2 separate regions of the Homo sapiens genome follow, and region 1 is linked to region 2. Evidence: chromatin contacts called from ENCODE Hi-C or POLR2A ChIA-PET data. All regions are on one chromosome and are shown on one strand. The core of a region is the stretch at or near the end of the contact, and the rest is flanking DNA. Distances in the headings are between cores, read along the strand shown.

Region 1 (2,700 bases), core at 95-2,594, 330 kb before region 2:
TGTATTTTTAGTAGAGACGGGGTTTCACCATGTTGGCCAGCCTGGTCTCGAAATCTTGACCTCATGATCCACCTACCTCAGCCTCCCAAAGTGCTGGGCTTACAGGCATGAGCCACCGCGCCCAGCCTCTCATTTCTTATAAAGACAGGGTCTTCCTATGTTGCCCAGGCTGGTCTCAAACTCCTGGCCCCAAGTGATCCTCCTACCTCAGCCTCGCAAAGTGCTGGGATTACAGGTGTGAGCCACCATGCCCTGATTCTTTTTTTTTTTTTTTTTTTTTTTTTGTGGCAGGGTCTCATTCTGTCACCCAGGCTGGAGTGCAGTGGTGCAGTCATAGCTCACTGCAGCCTTGAACTCCTGAGCTCAAGCAATCCTCCTAAGTAGCTGGGACTACAGGTGTGAGCCACCATGCCCAGCTAATTATTTTGATTTTTTTGTAGAGACAGGGGCCTCCCTATGTTGCCCAGACTGGTCTCAAACTCCTGGGCTCAAGTGATCCTCCCGCCAGGCCGGAACTCAGACTTTGGTCTCTGCTCCTCCCATGTCACCCATCTTCCCGAGGAAGTGACCTACCATTGGGTGTGATGTGACAGAAGGAAGAAAAATGTCTCACCAGAGATCCAGCCAGCCACAAATTCCTCCACCGGCATTGTCTGGGCTTGCGGGAACTGGTGGCTCCAGCAGAGGAGACAGAGTTGAATTCCCCCCTCTCCCTCCCCTGGCCCACGCTGATAACCTCCCACTAATGTTTAACCCTGGCGGGAAGGTGAGAATTGGCCTGGTGCCCAGACCTCCGGCAACTGGCAGAGGAGAGCGAGCCAGTTCCGGTGACCCTGGCCACCTGGAGGAGTCGTGCAGAGTACAGTCTCACGGGCCAGGCGTGCCGGGACCACAGAGGCCCTGATCCCCGAGCCCGGCCAATGATCCTCGCTCTGAGGATGGCAACTGGGTTCCTGCCCCATGGTCGGGCCCCTCCAGGGCTGCCTTAGTCAGCAAGAGGCAAGCCCCTGCCTGCCCAGCCAGCCCAGCTCCACTCCCATTCATCTCCACCAAGGGGCATGGCCGCCCCCATGCCACAGAGAGAGGCCGGGTGCGGAGGTAGCGTGGCCACCAGGGGGTAGGCCCAGCCCGCATTTGCCGCTGCGTGGCAGGGTGGGGAGGAGCCACTCCCAGGAGTGACTCACCAGGCCTGGCTGTTCTCTTCAGGGTTGTTTACGACTCCCCCGACTCCCCCGTGTGAGTCAGAAACACAGCCTTCCTCGGCTTCCTCCTTCCCAGGGGAAAGATAGGGGTTTTGATTATTTAAAGTGCGTGTTGATCTGCAATGGCACCATTCTGCTCAGTCAAAACCAAAACCCTTTCAAGGATCTGTGAGCCACAGGGTGCCGCCCATTCTCCTCTGACCTCACGTCCTGCCACCCACCCCCTTGCTTTCTCTGCTGCAGCCACCCGAGCCTCCAGACTCTTCTTCAGTCAGCCTTCTGTCTCCAGGCCTGTGGACTGGCTCTTCCCTCTTCCTGGGCACTCTTGCCCTGGCACCCCTCCAGCTGGGGCTCAAATGTCACCACCTGGGTGAGGTCTGCCCCGCCTCCCCAGCCGGAGGCACTGCTGGCTCTTCCTCTCTTTCTCCATCACAGTTATCACGCCAACATACGATGGGAAGAACTTGTCTGTCTGGACAGGGATCTCTGGGTGTTCTGTGCACAGCGGGTGGCACAGGGTGGGCTCTCAATAAATCCTGAGTGACTGAATGAACGGAAATGTCAGCCAGCAGCATCAGCGGCAGCCTGGGGCTCCAGTTCCCTCTTCCCATCACCAAACGGCCCTGGGAAACATCAAGGCCCAGTGACACCTGCACCCTCCCCTCCAGATCTCCCCGCAGCTCCTAGTCTCCCATGGGGGACGCCCAAGGCCCAGTCCTTCTCTCCCTTCTCCTCTCACTGTGGCCAAGGCAGAACCCACCCACCCCTGCTGCTTTCTCCCGGGTGGACAGATTCGGGAAACAGGACCTCCTACCTCCTGCCTCTGGAGCTGCCTGGGGCTCCTTGGGCCACCCCCAAAGATCATCCTAAAAGACCATCCCCAAAGACTGGCCTCTCGTGGTGGCTTGGGCTGCAGTCCTGGTTCTGCTTCTTATTCCTGAAACTGCCTTTGCAAAAACTATAACTGATACAGGCCAGGCGCAGTGGCTCACGCCTGTAATCCCAGCACTTTGGGAGGCCGAGGCGGAAGGACCACCTGAGGTCAGGAGTTCGAGACCAGCCTGACCAACATAGTGAAACCCCATCTCTACCAAAAATACAAAAATTAGCCGGGTGTGATGACGGGCGCCTGTAGTCCCAGCTACTTGGGATGCTGAGGCAGGAGAATCGCTTGAACCCGAGAGGCAGCTGTTGCAGTGAGCCAAGATCATGCCACTATACTCCAGCCTGGGCAACAGAGCGAGACTCCGTCTCAAAAAAAAAAAACAAACAAACAAACAAAAAAAAAACCCTCCTGTCTCTCGTACAGCCAGCTCTGCATGAATTAAACTCTCCTTATTGCAATTCCCCTGTCTTGACAAATTGGCTCTGTCTAGGCAGAGGGTAAGGTGAACCCAATGGGCGGTTACATTATCTCTCTCAGTGATGTTGAGCAACCTCTTCTGTGGGCCTTGGGGTCTATTATTGTTTGCCAAAGTAGGACAGCAGTCGGGCTAAT
Region 2 (2,700 bases), core at 170-2,669:
GTGGCGCAATCTCGGCTCACTGCAAGCTCTGCCTCCCGGGTTCACGCCACTCTCCTGCCTCTGCCTCCCGAGTAGCTGGGACTACAGGCGCCTGCCACCACGCCCAGCTAATTTTTTGTATTTATTTTTAGTAGAGACAGGGTTTCACCGTGTTGGCCAGGATGGTCTCAATCTCCTGACCTCGTGATCCGCCCGCCTCGGCCTCCCAAAGTGCTGGGATTATAGGCGTGAGCCACCGCGCCCAGCCGTTTTGTCCCATTATTTTAGATGCCAAGAACCTGTACACCCTCCACCGGTGACACCTTCACAGTTTTGAGGAGTATTCATGGGGTATTTTGTAAAATGTTTCTCAATTGGGATTTGTCTGATGTTTTTCTCATGATTAGACTGGAGGCAGCTGGGATTACAGGTGTGAGCCACCATGCCCAGTCTCCAAACCCTGTTTACACAAAAATTTTAAAAAACTAGCCAGGCTTGGTGGTGCGCGCCTGTAGTCCCAGCTACTAGAGAGCCTGAGGTGGATCACTTGATCCCGGGAGGGGGAGGCTGCAGTGAGCGGAGATTGTGCCTCGCTGGCTGCACTCCAGCCCGGGCGAGAGAGCCAGACCTTGTCTCAAAAAAAAAAAAAAAAAAAAAAAAAGCCTAATATGGCTGAGGGCGGTGGCTCACGCCTGTAATCCCAGTACTTTGTGAGGCCGAGGCGGGCGGATCACGAGGTCAAGAGCTCTAGACCATCCTGGCCAACATGGTGAAACCCCGCCCGTACTAAAAATACAAAAATTAGTTGGGTACTCGGGAGGCTGAGGCAGGAGAATCGCTTGAACCCGGGAGGCGGGGGTTACAGGGAGCTGAGATCGCGCCACTGCACTCCAGCCTGGCGACAGAGCGAGACTCCGTCTCAAAAATAAATATATACAAATTAAAAAAGCCTAATATACAAAATAAAGCTAGGAATCTTCCCTGAGTCCTCTTGCCTACGGAATGAAGTCCACAGACTTGGGGGAGCGTTCGAACCCTTCTAAGGCCACTTCCTTTCTCCAGCCTCTCGCGCCCAGTTGACTCCCGGCAACACCTCCCGCCGCCACAAGGAGACGCCCGAGGACTTCCCTCCGACAAAGCCAAAAACGGTATTGCCACGTGACCCGCTCCGCATACACGTGACCAGCTTCGCACCCGGTGGGCGTCACGTGACGGACTCAGTAGACCGCCACTGGCTGTGCACGTTATGGGGTTTCCACCTAGGGCTCGGCCTGAGGCTTGTAACACTCCGTTTTCCCCCGAGTCACAGGGGCAGTCTTGCCCCTCGCAGCTGGGTCGCGGTGTCTCTCAAAGGTCCCCCTCTACAGGGGCTTCGTGAGGCCCGGGCCCACAGGGCGCTCGGTCCCGGAAGTGACGTCTCCCAGAGGGGCCGGAAGTGGCAGTGGAGGGAGGGAAGATGGCGGAGGTGGTGAGTCCGGTGCCCGGGGCGGGGCGGAGGGAGCCAGGGGAGGTGGGTAGAGCCCGAGGCCCCCCAGTAGCCGACCCTGGCGTCGCGCTGTCTCCCCAGGGGGAGATAATCGAGGGCTGCCGCCTACCCGTGCTGCGGCGGAACCAGGACAACGAAGATGAGTGGCGTGAGTGACGTTGGGGGGCGGGACTAAGGAACCTGAGGGCGAGGGGCGGGAGTCAACTGAAATCCCGGGATGGGGAGGGGCGTCTGGAATTATGGGGCGGGCGAGGCGCAGATACTTTGATGAAGGGGCGTGGCTCTTAGCTGCTCCGAGAGGTACAGGGCGGGGCCTGGAAAGGGGTGGCACTTGTGACTGAAGGAGGCTTAGGAGAGACCTAAGTGCTGGAGCTTAGGGATCCGGCCTGGGGGTGGAGTTCAGGTCGTGGAAGGGTGGAGTCTCATAGCCTGGCCTGTCTAAGGCCCCTGTCTATGCTATTCTCATAGCCCTGGCCGAGATCCTGAGCGTGAAGGACATCAGTGGCCGGAAGCTTTTCTACGTCCATTACATTGACTGTGAGTTCTGGGCCTGAGGTGGGGCATCAGGGTAGGGTTGGGGGACAGTCTTTGGCATTCTGTCCTGAGCCATCCCCACTGCTACAGTCAACAAACGTCTGGATGAATGGGTGACGCATGAGCGGCTGGACCTAAAGAAGATCCAGTTCCCCAAGAAAGAGGCCAAGACCCCCACTAAGAACGGACTTCCTGGGTCCCGTCCTGGCTCTCCAGAGAGAGAGGTGGTGAGTAGGTCCCCCACTTCACCTTTTCTCTCCTGCCTCCTATTTCTCTTGTCTGTTGGCATTAGGAGCTCCTGGATGGGCAGGAGGCGGCTCCCTCTCACCCTGACTTCATCTTGCAAAGGATGGGGGCCAAATTGCACATGTAGCTCCCAGAGTCCAGTAGCTAGTCCTGTGTCCTTCAGAAGGCGAGGGTGGGGTTTGATAATTTTGAGGTGAGGGACCCCTCTTCCCCTTCCCCATCCCACTGCCATCCCCGCCCCAAAGGAAGACCCTGGACCTATCTCTACAGCCGGCCTCGGCGCAGGCCAGCGGGAAGACCTTGCCAATCCCGGTCCAGATCACACTCCGCTTCAACCTGCCCAAGGAGCGGGAGGCCATTCCCGGTGGCGAGCCTGACCAGCCGCTCTCCTCCAGCTCCTGCCTGCAGCCCAACCACCGCTCAACGGTACCCTCAGCAATTCCAGGGACCTTGCT

What was found. A loop is a pair of places that touch in the nucleus more often than their neighbours do. ChIA-PET counts read pairs that join two places held with the same protein, here RNA polymerase II (POLR2A). Pooled maps may share reads with other maps.
Region 1: a loop to region 2 is called in a pooled map, with 10 times the contacts of the local background. The contact joins the promoter of SLC25A45 here to the promoter of KAT5 in region 2. A Hi-C loop is called at or near these places in 8 of 50 pooled maps. POLR2A ChIA-PET finds 5 or more read pairs at or near these places in 2 of 52 experiments (B cell and naive thymus-derived CD8-positive, alpha-beta T cell).

The regions. Positions count from the first base shown.
Region 1 is chr11:65,381,302-65,384,001 of GRCh38, forward strand. SLC25A45 (solute carrier family 25 member 45) reads right to left here and starts at 1,345. Exons shown (of 7, transcript NM_182556.4): 1 at 1,185-1,345; 2 at 614-668. The coding sequence starts at 650. It also overlaps a transcript of FRMD8 not described here. RefSeq lists enhancers at 454-982, 531-660, 648-1,847, 791-1,070, 983-1,510 and 4 more and a silencer at 2,477-2,700.
Region 2 is chr11:65,710,833-65,713,532 of GRCh38, forward strand. It overlaps KAT5 (lysine acetyltransferase 5), which reads left to right and starts at 1,420. Exons shown (of 13, transcript NM_182710.3): 1 at 1,420-1,613; 2 at 1,934-2,002; 3 at 2,090-2,226; 4 at 2,516-2,671. The coding sequence starts at 1,436. RefSeq lists enhancers at 976-1,095, 1,126-1,435 and silencers at 1,466-1,655, 1,666-1,745.